Regions from separate parts of the Homo sapiens genome. Here region 2 is linked to region 1. Evidence: chromatin contacts called from ENCODE Hi-C or POLR2A ChIA-PET data. All regions are on one chromosome and are shown on one strand. The core of a region is the stretch at or near the end of the contact, and the rest is flanking DNA. Distances in the headings are between cores, read along the strand shown.

Region 1 (7,083 bases), core at 4,249-6,748:
GCAGGCAGGCTGCAAGTCATGGCTCCAGGCCCATTCTGGAACAGAGGCGAGGCAGCATCGGGTGGGGTGGGAGGCCCAGAGGTTTAAAAATGACAGCCACAGTGCCTCCCCATGGTCTAACCCCACAGGAGGAGGCAGCATGGAATGGAGGCACATAGCCTTGGATCAAAGTGCCCTTTCTCTCACTCTGCAGTCTAAAGCATTCTCTGTTAGTTGCTCATCTATGGGGTTCTCACCTCCCCAGCAATACAGGCTCTTACTTTCCCTGGTCCAGCAAAGTTTCCATGTCTTTTTTTTTTTTTTCAGACAGAGTCTCACTGTATCCCCCAGGCTGGAGTATAGTGGTGTGACCTCGGCTCACTGCAACCTCTGCCTCCCGAGTTCAAGTAATTCTCATGCCTCAACCTCCCAAGTAGCTTGGATTACAGGTGAGTGCCACCACACTCAGCAAATTGTTGTATTTTTAGTAGAGATGGGCTTTTGCCATGTTGGCCAGGCTGGTCTCGAACTCCTGACCTCAGGTGATCCGCCTGCCTCGGCCTCCCAAAGTGCTGGGATTACAGGTGTGAGCCACTGTGCCCGGCCATCTTCTGCCTTCTTAATCACCCCTCTCCCTGCTTCACCAGCACCTTCCAGAACCCCCTCCAGGGCTGTTCCATCTCTTCCTAGAAGTGCTTGGAGAGATTAGAGCAGCATGCCTGGGAGCCAGATGGGGCAACCCTGGAGGTCCTCACTGCTCCTCCTGGCTTCAACACCTCCCTATTCTCCACAGTCCAGCTCTATCTGCTTCCTCTAGGGAGACTACCCTGATTGCTCCACCCACTCTGGCCTCCCATCACCCTGATTGGGTGTTCCTGAGGCCAGGGCTGGGGCCTCCTCCTGTAGCTCCCACATGGCTGAATACATAGAGCTAGATACAAGGAGGGTTTTTAGAAGACTGACTGAACAAATGAGAAGTCAAGGCAAAGGACTCTGGAATCTGACTGCTTGGGTTCAAATGCCAGATCTGTGGTTCCTGAGTGGTGGGACCTTGAGCAAGTTACTTAATGCTTCTACAAAGAGTTGTCATGGGGATTACGCATCATCATGTGTGAACTATAGGGCGCAGCCTCCAGCCTGAAGACATAGACTCAGTGGAGCCAGCACTGTACTGTGAGCCAGCGTGGTTAACTGCACTGTGACAGCTTGACAGAACACTGATGCTGTGTGCAGGTGGGTGTGTCACCAGAGCTCTGGTGTAGGAGGCTGGTGATCTGGGGCAAATCATTTCCCTTTTGTGGAACAAAGACAAAGGCCTGGACACATGCCCTCTGTGAGCCCTTCCTGCTCTGGCCTCCATACGTGCCGTGGGGTTGAGAGTTTGTGAGCTGTTCCCTGCTCTGGGGGTCTGGAGAGCACATTTTCAGCAGAGGCTCTGCCCCAGTTTCTGACCTGACTTTCCAGCTGGAGACCTCCTTTCCCTGCCCTCCCCTCCTCCTCCAGCCGTCCCTGCCACAACCCTGCATCCCCAGGAGGGTACCAGCGCTCCACTGCTGAGTAGGATCATGAAGATGATGAATGTCTCGAACCAGCTGTGCTCCACGATGTGGTAGCAGGTCTTGCGCAACCGCCACCAGACCTTCCCTGGGGCCTGTGTGGTGTCCACCGCACAGCAGGGACAGCGCCGGACACAGCCTATGGGAGAGAGTGAGGGTCAGGCCCACCTCAGGGCCTGTGAATGCCCACATCTAATGGCAGAAGGTTGGATGGTTGAAGAGATGACTGAGAGAAAGAGCTACGATGATGGGGGTGGCGAACAGGGCAATATGGTGAGCAGGGCCGTGTGAGCGAGGGCCGTGGGCACCACCCGTGGGGGCCACACGCTCTGCGGGCACTCTTTGAGGAGGATGGATGGACTGAGCACCCAGCGAGTGGGTGAACAGCCTGGCAGGTCTGGGCAGGGACAAGGCTGGGCTGGGATAGGTTCCAGCTTGTCCGCTGCTCATCTGGGAAACTGTCCCCCTGGGAAAATGGTAGGAACTCCTGGGCATTCCCTGGGTCTTCTCCATGTTTGTAGTTTCTGAGCCTTGGGAAGGGCAGATCCCTCAATGAGAGCCCCCATGGATGTGTCACATGGAGGGCAAACTCTCATTTTGTTTTTCTCTTTTTTTGAGATGTTTCACTCTTGTTGCCCAGTGTGGAGTGCAATGGTGCAATCTTGGCTCACTGCAACCTCCGCCTCCCGGGTTCAAGAGATTCTCCTGCCTCAGCCTCCTGAGTAGCTGGGATTACAGGTGCCTGCCAGCGCGCCCAACTAATTTTTTGTGTTTTTAGTAGAGATGGGGTTTCACCATGTTGGCCAGGCTGGTTTTGAACTCCTGACCTCTGGTGATCCACCTGCCTTAGCCTCACAAAGTGGGGATTACAGGTGTGAGCCACCGTGCCGGGCCAAGCTTATTTTATCCCCAGCTCATTTTATCCCCAGCTATCCTCCAAATATACCACCAATCCATAAAAGCTATAGATGCCAATCAACATGGCCACATGTCATCCCTGCCTCAAGGATTTACAGAGGGCCTACTATGTGTCAGGCACCGTGCCAGGGCCTGGTGGTACAGGAGCGAATTAGACCCAGACCCTACTGCTGTTGGGCATACAGTGGTGCCAACACACCACAAATACAGTGTCTCCAGTCCTTGGTGCAGCTGTCCAGCCCAGCACTCCATGGGCAGACACGTCAGGCAGATGGAGGAACCCCCAGGGTCACAGAGGAATGGAGGAGGTGGGCAGATATCTAAGGCAGGGTGTTGGTGCCACGTGGCCCTGGGCTCCAAGGAGCTGCTGGTCCTCCTGTCCCCTCTGGGTGGAACTGAGGCTAGGGCAGAGGGCTGCCCGGGCCATTACCTTCAGTGAAGCAGTCCTCTGGGTCCTTGACATCCTGGCCGAGGTCAGGGATCTGCTCCAGGAGCTCAGCGGTGTTGGTCATGTCTGCTGTGCTGCCCTCGGAGCAACTGTCCTCTGGGGTCTATGGACAGGGGTGTGGGACAGGGTGGGAAAGGGTGTGAGTGTGGGCTGAGTAGCAGCCTTTGGCCTCGAGCCCAGAGTCTGCAGGAGCTTAGGGCTCCCTGAAGGGAGGCAGCATCTTCATGACGCACCCTGGGACCTGCACAGAGCCACTTTTGCCTGTCAGGGCTGGGCCAAGGCTGGACCTCGGGGTTCCCGGGTCTGTGATTCTGGTCTGCTGGAGTCTAAGGCTGGGGTGTGGGGGCTGTGAAAGAGCTCTGGGAAGCCACTGGGGATGGGGACTGCATCTAGCTGGGAGCAAAACGGACATGGGGTAGCAACCTGGACACACAGTGGGACATGGACACATCGTGGTGGTGTGGCACACACAGTGGAAACAGGCATGTCACATCCAGAACAGAGTCAGAACCAGGATCCCGGGCAACACACAGGCAGCAAGGTCAGACCGCAGAGAACAGGCCAGCAACCCCACCCACACATTTTGCGCAGTTCCCGTGGGTTCTGGTGTGCTGGACAGAGCCCGGAGACTGAGAAGGTGATGGAGCCCTCCACTTCCTGTCCTTGCAAGTCTGCTGCCCTGACCTCAATAACTTGATTATAGGGAGGCTACAGAGAGGCATGTGCATGCAGGTGTGCCCTTGTGAGTGTCTGTGTGTGTCACTTGTGGGTGTGGGTGTAAAGGGGTGTTACAGGGGCCACTGTGGGTACCCTGCCCAATTCCACTACATAAGACCACTGCACCCATTCCCAGCCACTTGAATGCTAGCTGCTTAGCTGGCCCTCCTCCAGAAAATCATCTTCAGCTGGGGGACTGCCGTCCCAAGGGGTGGCCGGTGCCCAGCAGCCACTGATACAAGAATACAGAAGGCCAGCCCCTAGCCTTGAGTTGGGGCAATGCTGTGGTGCAATTCATGCCCCAGAGCTCTACTTGGGACAGGATGAGGCTGACTCCAGCTGGAAAGCCTTTCCGTAGCTTCCTTCTTTGCTTCATCCTGTTTCTCTTACTTTCTCCTGAGAACACCCCTCAACAAGTCATTTGCATAGGAATCCCTCTGCTTCTAGGGAACGGTACGTCAGGGGAGGAGTGTCAGTGAAGGAAGAAAATCCATCGTTTGCATCAGGTCAGGTCCAAAGACCCCATCTCCGCTGCCCCCGCCTCACATCATCTCAGGCTCAGGCTCCATTTAGAGAGGGGCTTGTCTGAATTCTTGGGCATGGCTATGCTCCTACAGCTGCCTTCTCTCTTCTCTTTTCCTTTGATGAATCAATCTGCTGATGTCTCAGGGGCTTCTTTTCCATTTTTGAGATCTGTGATGGGAAAGGGGTGGATTCTGGAGGGAAAACAGAGCCTACTGCTCAGAGAAGGTGGATCCTTGGCCAGAGAGGTGAGGCTCAGTCTTTTGTGGTCCCCCATGGCATTGAGGGTTCCTTCCCCTCTCCTCCTAGCTCAGCTGGGGGATGAAAGGAGTTGGGTGATGAAAGGGGCAGGCCAGAGGAGAGCAGCATGCTTATTTTTTCTTTCCAAACACTGGAGCCGTCTGAAGTCCATGGGGCTGTCATGTGAGAGGACACGTTCTCAGGTCCTACTGCAGGTGAGACGAGGGAGTCCCTTTCCCGGGAAAACTCCAGCCTGTTTCTCCTTATATAGGCTCCCCCATGAACTGATTTGAAGAAAGGAAGACTTATAAAATTCATTCAAAGGTTAGCATCCGTGTGAGAGAGCCACTTCTCTCCCATGGCATTTTGCCTCTCTCCTGTGTCTTCCTGTCCCCACATGCCTTCACAGCTCAGACCATCAGGGGAAGAACCGTGATCTGCACAGTCAGGAAGATGACTCCAGTAGGCCCTTGTGCTCCAAAAACTGACCATGCTTGCAAAGCTCACATGGGCCCATCTCACAAAAGAGGAGAAGGCACAAGTGCTGGACGGAGTGAGGTCAAGCTGCAGGACAGTGGCCACCAAGCACTCTGAACACGTGCCCTCCACCTTCCGTGGGCTAGATGTGAGTGAGGCTGGGCGGCTTAGTCAGCAATGCCACAAGCCTTTTGCTCAGGGGTTGCGAACTCCAATGCTTACAGAATCAGGCGGGTAACCTGTTCACCATGTTGGCCAGGCTGATCTCGAACTCCTGACCTCAAGTGATCCACCTGCCTCGGCCTCCCAAAGTATTAAAATTACAGGCGTGAGCCACCGTGCCCAGCCTCCTGAAGTCTTCTTTGGATGGGGAGATTCACAGGACAAACATTTGCCAAACAGGACCAAAACACAGGGATGGAGTATGTGGAGAGGGTGAACACATGGAGGTAGTGGGTTAGTCCTGCATCAGAGTTTGGGACCAGAATTTCCAGAATTTCCCATTGGCCCTGGGCCCTGTACCGTCTCTCCCCTGTCAGGACAGGGATGCCCACCCTCCCCTCTGCAGACTGGTCTTCCACGCTGCCTGTGACAGTGGCTGTGGCTCCCAACAGCAAATGCAGGCATGCACCTCTCACAGCCTGGCTCTGACCCAAGCAGCGGCGCCCAGCTGGCTTCAGGGACAAAGGCATGCATTACCTCACCGCACCCTGGGGCCTGGGGTTCCGCTTTCCACTGCTGCCGCCAGTCGGCCTGAGATGCACTGGCCTCGGCCTCAGAGGAGGCAGTCGCTGACACCTGGCTCCAGGTCCTGGAATCCGGAGGGGCCTCTGGGCCACCGGACACAGGCTGGGATTCCTGCTGAAAAGACCCCAGCCTATGAGCTGAGTCCACACACCCAGCCAGAGGGTCTCCAGGGCCCTGACCCTGGGGGTTTCAGACCCTGCCCATGCATCTGGGGCATTGCCTCCAGCTGTCTTCATGGGGCCTCCATCTCACTGAAGACTCCTCCCTCAAGGGGCCTGAGCAGGCAGGTGGGAGGCTCCTGGTAGGTCCAAGCAAAGGGCCTAGAGACAGGAAGCCCCTGGCCGGCCTGGCATAACTCCCCCTCCCCAGACTCCCTGGAAGGGTGCAGCTGGGCCACGATGCCCAGCTCACAAATGCTGGCCACTGTACTTAGGAAGGTCACACTGACTTCCCTCATGAATCCCTGTGGCACTCCCGGCTTGCGTGCGCGCACGCGCGCGCACACACACACACACACCCCCACACACACCACACACACCCAGGAGCCAGAGTCAATGGGCTCAAGAGAAGGAACAGAGAAGGGAAATGAGAGACAGCCGGAATTCCCCTCCTGTGCTGGAGATCATTGGAAACTGTGGTCCTGGCAACACCAACACTCCCTCTCCCTGAGCAGACATTGCCACTGCCCCGCAACCTGACTTGAAAGGGTGGCCTCTGGGACCACAGGGAGGCAGGAGGATGTGAAACCAAGCCCAGAGCCTTAGATCAAGTTCCACACATGGGGAGCAGCTGCTCTCCACAGCCAGGCCCAGCCAGTGCAGGCCCAGAGGAAGCAGCCAAGATGGGCCTGACTCAACAGGGAGAACACTCCTGGGGGCTTGACCTAAAGCCCTGAGAAGAAGCCATCTGAGCCTGGCTCAGGCCAAGGGAGAACGGAGGGGAGGGGAGGGGTGGGCCCTGCCTGCTTTGTGCAGACTCTGGTCCCAAGTGTTAAAAATAACAGGTTGCGAGATAAGATAGTGCTGTCCCTGACACCTCAGTCTTAGGGATGCTTATTTTTAAATCTCAGAATGAGCCCTGGGTGTGGGAGGAGGGGAAGGGGCAGTCTGGAGGTCAGAAAACCATACTTCTCTTTCGCCAAGACACTCTACCTTGCCAGTCCTGGAGGGGGGACAATGGTCAGTGTGGGAACTGGGGGCTAGAGGCTCTGTTCTAAACTCATGAGGAACACCCAGCAAGTCTCTCTTGCCATGCCTCCGTTTCCCTGTCTGTACAATGAGCTCCCCATGCCCAGCCAGGGCATGAGTGGTGGATAGCAGCCCCTCCCCAGGTCAGCTTCTGGACTGAGTTAGGAAGGGAGGGTTGAGGGCTGGTCTCAGCACCCCTCTGAGAGGCTGGCTGTTGTGGGGAGGGCCTGCCTTCTACCCCTACCCACTGCCAAGGCAGTCTGGGAGGGGAAGCTGCTTTGAGAGAGGCTGG
Region 2 (6,845 bases), core at 105-2,604, 36 kb before region 1:
GTGGCCTGGTTCTGCCAGGGGGGGAGCGATGCCTGGGAGGATGAGTGGCAGACATGGGCCCCAAGGGGAGATGGCTCCCAGGACAAATACTGGAGGCAAGTTCGGCCCCCTGGCCAGTCGCACCAAGGATCCCAGTGCACACTCCCTGATGCTCTGCCTCACACAGAGGCCAGCACAGAGTGGGGCAGGCGGGAAGACAGGACATACTGCTGGCTGCTCAGCCCACATCCGGGGAAGGGGGCTCCACTCTGACCTTGCATGCCTTTCTGGAATCCGAGCCGGCCTGTCTGTCCACAGAGGCTGGGATGATGGGGCTTTTCTCTCCGGCAGCAGGTGCCTGGCAGCTGCCCGGGGATGCCAGCTCCGTGAGCTGGCATGGGAGGAAGTGCTTGTCAGGATGGTCATTACACGTGCTGGGCTCAGGCTGGCCTGGCCCCGACCCCTGCCACTCAGGCTGGCTTGGGATACCCACATGAGGATGGCGCTTCCTGAAGGGACCCTGGGGTCCCTCTGGGATGCCCTCGGATGGAGCTTGGCAACTGCCAGCCTTTAAGTATCATTTCTGAACTAAGTTCCTCACCCATCCTCTCTGCTTGACTCTTCTCTGGCCTGTCTGCCTACCTCTGTCCCTGGGAAAGTCCTGAGGGCCCTGGCCCAAGGAGGTTTGGGACAGGAAGCCTGACATTCATTCTCGGGATTTGAGGCATCTCCCTGTGCCCCTCCTCATCCTTGACAGACTGACTACAGCCTCTGTGCCTTGCATGTGCACAAGTGCATGGTGAATCCACACGTGTTTATCTGGCAAGAATTTCAAATGGTCCTGTGTCTGACCTCCTTCCAGAAAAACAGAGTGGAAGGTGGGACTGCTGGTGAGAAAAGGGGCAGGAAACTTGAGGGGACAAGAAGGGTTCAAACGGAGGAGCAGGTCCAGGGGAACTCAGCAGAGAGTGAATTGGCTGATCAATCAGTTTGTTTCTTCTGCAAACATTCCCAGCTCCTTATCTGTGCCAGGTGCTGGGGCAGGGGCTGAAGACTGTGTTATGAACAAACAGGTCTGGCCTGGCCTTGCACAGCCCTTAGACTCACAGGTGGGCTGCACAGTAAGTGTGCTTAGAGCAATGGTGGGGTGCAAAGGTACCGTGCCAGCACACACAGACTCTCAGAAGCAGCCAGGGGCAGGAGACGCTAGTTCCTGCTGTTCCTCTGAGCCCATCAGTGGCTGCCCTTTGGCATCTTTGCCACCACACCCTTGCCTCACTCTCAGTTGCTGTCCCCAGTTGCTGTCTCTGCCTGTAGGAGTGCCTGGGCTTCTGTCTCCCTGGCCCCTCCCAACCTCCTGGGCTTTGAGTCTCGTGGCCATCAGGGCTGATATCGGAGGAGCTCCTGGCACGGGGGTAGGGAAGCTGCCAACACTGCTGTGGCCCCCAGGGTGAGAGCTGACGTCTGTCCAGGAGCATCTCTCTCCCTGCCAAGGGCTGAGATCTCTGGGCTGCATGCTTTCCCGCTGACACAGGAGCCAGCATCCGTCACTCACAGGGCCACCCGCTGCCTGGACCCCAGCCTCACCCCAGAGTGACCCAGTGACAGCTGCAGCCTTGCTGCAAGCACAGGCCTCCTCTCCCTGCCTCAGCCACTTCCCAGGCTCACTCACTCCTTCCAGGTGAACCCACCCACATCCCAGGCCAGGTGAGGGCCCACCTCAGGCAGCCAGGGAAGACCCCACCCAAGGGGCCGAGAAGCGTGGGCTCCAAGCCTTGGTTTCAAGAACAATGCGGGAAGCTGCCCGCTGGCCCAGACCAAGGTGGTAGTTAGGATCCCTGGAGCTTGTGAGAAAGACCTGACTCCCCTCACAGCCTCACAGTGGGGTCCCAGCCTCCAGCTTCCCTCCTTTCCTCACACATAATAGTCATTGAGTTACCACCATGTGCCAGCCACTGAGCTAGTCCCGGGATGCAGTACTGAGTAAAGCAGACATAGACTCTGTTCTTGTGCTGCTTTTAAGTTTTTTTCACTGAGGTTCCTAGTAAGAAGTTTATTTTCTATCACTCACCAGGATACACACATGGGCACTCACCCACATTTTATATAGAGCTGAATCAACAGTTTCTCCAAACAACACTCACTCTTACCACATGGGATATACTGCTATTTTAAATTCTGATATTCTTTTTAAAAAAAAAAAAACAAAAAAAAACTGGACATAGTCTGCCATTTGAAAAGCTCTCGTGTGGCTGGGGAAAGATGATTAGCCCAGTGGTGAATGGACTATCCCTGCCCCGGTGTGGACCAAGGAACCAATATCAGAGGTTTCAGGGCACCGAACCACATGCCTCTCCTATGAAGTTGGTTTACAAGGGAAATAAATGGCGCCACCCACTTGGGCCCCTAGTCACATCAAGGATATAAAAAGGGGTCTGAGAGAGTGGAGGGCTGCGGGACCCTGGGAGTCAGTTTCTTCGGAGAGAGCTGCTGCTGTGCTGTTTCCAGGACCCCAGCCTTCCCTTGCAGGAGGTTCTGGCAAGGCTTGTGGCAGGCACATACCACCTTCTAACTCTGGGCAGGCCAAGGGGGCTTCCAGAACTTCTCAGAGAGCTTTAAGATGTTGGAGACACAGAGAACTGGGCCTCCAGGATCCAAGAAAGCTCAAGTGGATGAGCGAGTGTGATCTGACTCCCGCCCTGGGAACCCAGAGGAAGGGTTGCAGGCCAGCTGCACTGGGGGTGGCTGCAGAGGGCACTGCTGTCAGGGCATGACCCCACCCAGAGTAGGTGGGGCAAGTGCTCCAACTGTTTCTTATGGGCCAGAGGTGGGCAGGCGAAGAGAGAGCCAGTGTGCACCACTGTGACAGGGCCACCTGGAGGGACAAGGGGTCTTGCCAGGAAGGGCTAGGCTCATGGTTCCCATGGGCAAAGGAAGACATCATAAGGGGGTACCCAGAAGAGAGAGCCCACAAAAATGCCTTGTGTGAGAGCATCCCTAACCATCTGCCTGGCCTGGGGAGGAGAAGCCACCAGCCACCCTGTCTCTGACAAGTCATGGGATCGAATGCTCTCCTGGCCTGGCTGAGTCTGTGTTTATAACACAAACTGACTGATTAGGTAAAATAACCTAAGACTGAGCTGCAAAGCTACAGGATCTGCCCGGGTTTTCTCCAGGGCCAGGGAAGATGATCGCCACTGAATAAAGCTAAAGAGACAGGAAGGGACAGAGACAAAGGCTGGGTTATATTACATCAGGGATTGTGTTTGTTCACATAATGACTTTGCAGGTATTTGCAAGGAGTGTGGAGGGCTGTGGCAGGGAAGCATCAAGAGTGGGGCACATGGTGGGGAGGGGACCGGGCTGTGTCAGGGGAGGTTCCCAGAGGAAGGGGCATTCAGGGAGGTCTGAAGGCTGAGTGGAAAGGAGAAGAGTGTTCTGGCAAGGCTGGGAGGAGGAGGAGCCTGGAGCCTTTGAGGGGTTGGAAGAGATGCTGTTACAGAGGTTGGCAGGACTGGGGAGACCTCTGAGGGGTTTGCCTTGATCCTGAGGCAATAGAAAGCCACTGTGCAGTCTTATCCAGAGGGTAATTATCTTGGATGAAAATATCACTCTGGTAGCTGAGTGGAGAAGAGTTTGGAATGGATGAGGTTAGAGGAAGGAGCTTCCCTGGTGGCCTCCATGAGGCGATATGCTGGCCTCACCCAAGGAAGGGACAATAAGATGGAGCCAAAAGGTGGGATTTGAAAGACACGAAGGAGGTGGAGCCAATGGGGCTTGGACCAGGTGAGGGGTGAGAGGTGAGGGCTGCATGCGGCTGAGGATGGATTTGTGGGACCACCTTCACAGATAGGCTCAGGGTGAGGCAGAGGAGCTCAGAGTTGGCTGGGCTGGGCCTGAAAGCTCTGGAGATGTCCAAAGTAAGCAGCTGAATCTGCTGGCCTGGGGATCCAAGGAGAGACCTGGCCTCAGGAAAAGATCAAGACTCTTCAAAGCCATAGGAGGGGAAAAGAACGTGTTTTCCACTCTTTCTGGGAGAGAGCACAGGGCCTAAAGAACTTGAACATTAGTCAGACACCAGAGGATGTTCTGCCAGGGGAGGCTGAAAAGGCACAGTCAATAAGATGGGAGGAGACACAGGCAACAAAATAAAAAATAGACAATGGAGTTCATGAAAATTAAAGTTTTGTGCATCCCAAGACATTATCAACAGAGTAAAAAGGCAACCCACAGAATGGGGAAAAATATGTGCAAATCATATATGTGATAAAGAATTAATATCCAGAATATATAGAGAACTTCTAAAAGTCAACGACAAAGAAAACAACCAAATTCAAAGGACCTGAATAGACGTTTCTCCAAAGAAGAAATACAAATGACGAATAAGCACATGAAAAGATATTCAGCATAACTGATCATTAGGGAAATGCAGATCAAAACTACAATGAGGCCGGGCACAGTGGCTCACACCTGTAATCCCAGCACTTTGGGAGGCCAAAGTGGGCAGATCACCTGAGGTCAGGAGTTCGAGACCAGCCTGGCCAAGATGGTGAAACCCCATCTCTACTAAAAACACAAAAATTAGCTGGTGGTGGCTGGTGCCTGTAGTTCCAGCTACTCGGGAAGCTGAGGCAGGAGAATCACTTGAACCGGGGAGGTGGAGGTTGCAGTGAGCTGAGATCGTGCCATTGCACTCTAGCCTGGGCGACAGAGTGGGACTCCATCTCAAAAAACAAAAAGCAAACAAACAAACAAAAAAACTACAATGAGATACCATCTCAGACAGATTAGGATGACTGCTATTTGAAAAAAACAGAAAATAACAAGAGTTGATGAGGATGTAGACAAACTGGAACCCTTGTGCTGTGGGAGACAGTATGGCAGTTCCTAAAAAAATTAAAAATAAAATTGCCATATGAAACAGCAATTCCACTTCTGGGTACCTACCCAAAAGAATTCAAGGCAAGGTCTCAGATATTTGTGCACTCATGTTCACAGTAGCATTATTTACAATAGCTAAAATGTGGAAGCAACGGAAGTGTCCCTCAGTGGGTGAGAGGACAAGCAAAATACATACAATGGAATATTATTCAGCCTTAAAAAGGATGTAAATTCTGAAAATTTATGAAAAAAATTAAGAAAAAATTCTGAAAATCCTGAAAAAAATTCCTAAAAAGGAAGGAAATATGTTGTGACCTGGATGAACTTTGAGGACATTATGGTAAGTGAAATAAGCCAGTCACAAGAGGACAAATATTGTATGATTCCACTTATATAAGGCACTTAGGGTAGTCAAATTTGTCAAATATTATATGATTCCACTTATATAAGGCATTTAGGGTAGTTGAATTTGTCAAATATTGTATGATTCCACTTATATAAGGCACTTAGAGTAGTCAAATTTGTAGGGATGAAAAAGCAGAATGGCAGCTCCCTGGGGCTGGGGGAAGGCAGGAGTGGGGAGTTAGTGTTTAATGGGTGCAGGGTGGTAATTTGGGCTGACAGAAAAGTTCTTGACATGGACGGTGGTGATGGTGGTACCACAGTGTGCATGTGCTTACTGCTACAGAATTGTACGCTTAAACCATGGTTATGATGGTCAGTGTTATGCTCTCTCAGCAAGTTCCCCAGACTTGCTCAGGAGAAGGCCATCTCCCAGGCCCTCGGTCCTCTGCTACCACTCTTGTCAAATCTCAGCACAAGGACAGAGCCTAGACCAGGTCATGTAAGCCATTTATTGGTTTGTTTTAAAAATATGTATTTTATTTATACATGAAGTTTGGTGAGAAGTGCTCGATTAGTTCAGACAACATCTGGCACTTGATGTCTGTCCTTCCCTCCTGCTGGTCATTGTGCAGTTCTGGAAATTAAAAAGGTGACAGCCAGGCTAAAAGCTAAGGGTTGGGTCTAGCTCACCTCCCACCCCCAACCACACCGTCTGCAGCCAGCCCCAGGCACCTGTCTCAAAGCTCCCGGGCTGTCCACACACACAAAAACCACAGTCTCCTTCCGGCCAGCTGGGCTGGCAGCCCGACCTGCCTCCCAACCGCATTCCTGCCTGTGTAGCAGGCGGTGAGCACCCAGGAGGGGCACATACCTCTCCAAGCCTTGAGAGCAAAGCATGGAGATCTACAAAAATAGGATTTCCACTTGGAGAAATGTCGCTGGGACAGTTAAACCGTGTCCCACACTGGACTCAAAGGGAACACAGGAGAAGAGAACTAGATCTGTCAGGGGCATGGGTTGGGTCTGGGGTTGCCACCAAGGGAACTGGGGTGACAAGAAGAAACATAATACTTTACTCGCCGGCAATGCCCCCTTCAGCACTGCCACAAATGTCCAGCCCTCCGACAGCTCGGCGAGGTAGGTTAGGAGCAGCCAGCCCAGAGCCGGCAGGTGAGACTGAGGTGGCCTGGGAGGCATGCGCCCGGTGGAGGGGCTCCATGGGAGAGCTGGAATGGGGCAGCCAAGCCCCTGCCTGCTCAGGCTTCGCCAGTTGACCCTGTTACCTCAGGGTGACAGTTCTCTATGTTAAAAGATTTGCATATGCTAAATAGGATTGTCAGCAGCTGAAGAGGTCCTGGGGGTGATTGGACTAGTAAAATATTTTTCCCTGAAAAAGCCTTTTCACAAGACCTATGGGACCACCTGGATCTTGCCCCAAAGAGGTCCTCTGTGTGGGTGCCATCAGGATCCCGGGCTGAGCCAGAGAGGCTGGGCCTGACCACAGTGCCCCCTCTCTCAAAGGTGCCATGGTTCATTCCCCTCTAAGGGCACGAGAACTGGGCCTGACCATCCCTTTCCCTGCACAGGGCGCAGGGCCAAGCTCCGCTCCCCACTCCCATGTCTCTGTGTCTGGAGAGGAG

The links. A loop is a pair of places that touch in the nucleus more often than their neighbours do. ChIA-PET counts read pairs that join two places held with the same protein, here RNA polymerase II (POLR2A). Pooled maps may share reads with other maps.
Region 2: a loop to region 1 is called in a map of heart right ventricle, with 5 times the contacts of the local background. The contact joins two enhancer-like sites. A Hi-C loop is called at or near these places in 13 of 168 maps with a recorded cell type or tissue (Right ventricle myocardium inferior, cardiac septum, heart left ventricle and 2 more), 1 of 37 single-sample maps with no recorded cell type and 9 of 50 pooled maps. POLR2A ChIA-PET finds 5 or more read pairs at or near these places in 1 of 52 experiments (OCI-LY7).

What each region holds. Positions count from the first base shown.
Region 1 is chr3:38,573,778-38,580,860 of GRCh38, forward strand. SCN5A (sodium voltage-gated channel alpha subunit 5) reads right to left here. Exons shown (of 28, transcript NM_000335.5): 18 at 5,557-5,715; 19 at 2,884-3,004; 20 at 1,520-1,674. Among named protein-coding and RNA genes, the nearest start is that of SCN5A, 72 kb to the right of the region's middle. RefSeq lists enhancers at 4,585-7,083, 6,510-7,010. Within about 2 kb of position 5,499, at least 3 of the 41 ENCODE cell types and tissues checked have a DNase peak (open chromatin) inside an H3K27ac peak, as active enhancers do; they include heart left ventricle and heart right ventricle, where a contact is called at or near this core.
Region 2 is chr3:38,542,362-38,549,206 of GRCh38, forward strand. It overlaps SCN5A (sodium voltage-gated channel alpha subunit 5), which reads right to left. Exons shown (of 28, transcript NM_000335.5): 28 at 5,701-6,845. Among named protein-coding and RNA genes, the nearest start is that of EXOG, 49 kb to the left of the region's middle. RefSeq lists enhancers at 1-289, 306-2,892, 1,031-1,532, 5,472-6,262, 6,263-6,845. Within about 2 kb of position 1,355, at least 4 of the 41 ENCODE cell types and tissues checked have a DNase peak (open chromatin) inside an H3K27ac peak, as active enhancers do; they include heart left ventricle and heart right ventricle, where a contact is called at or near this core.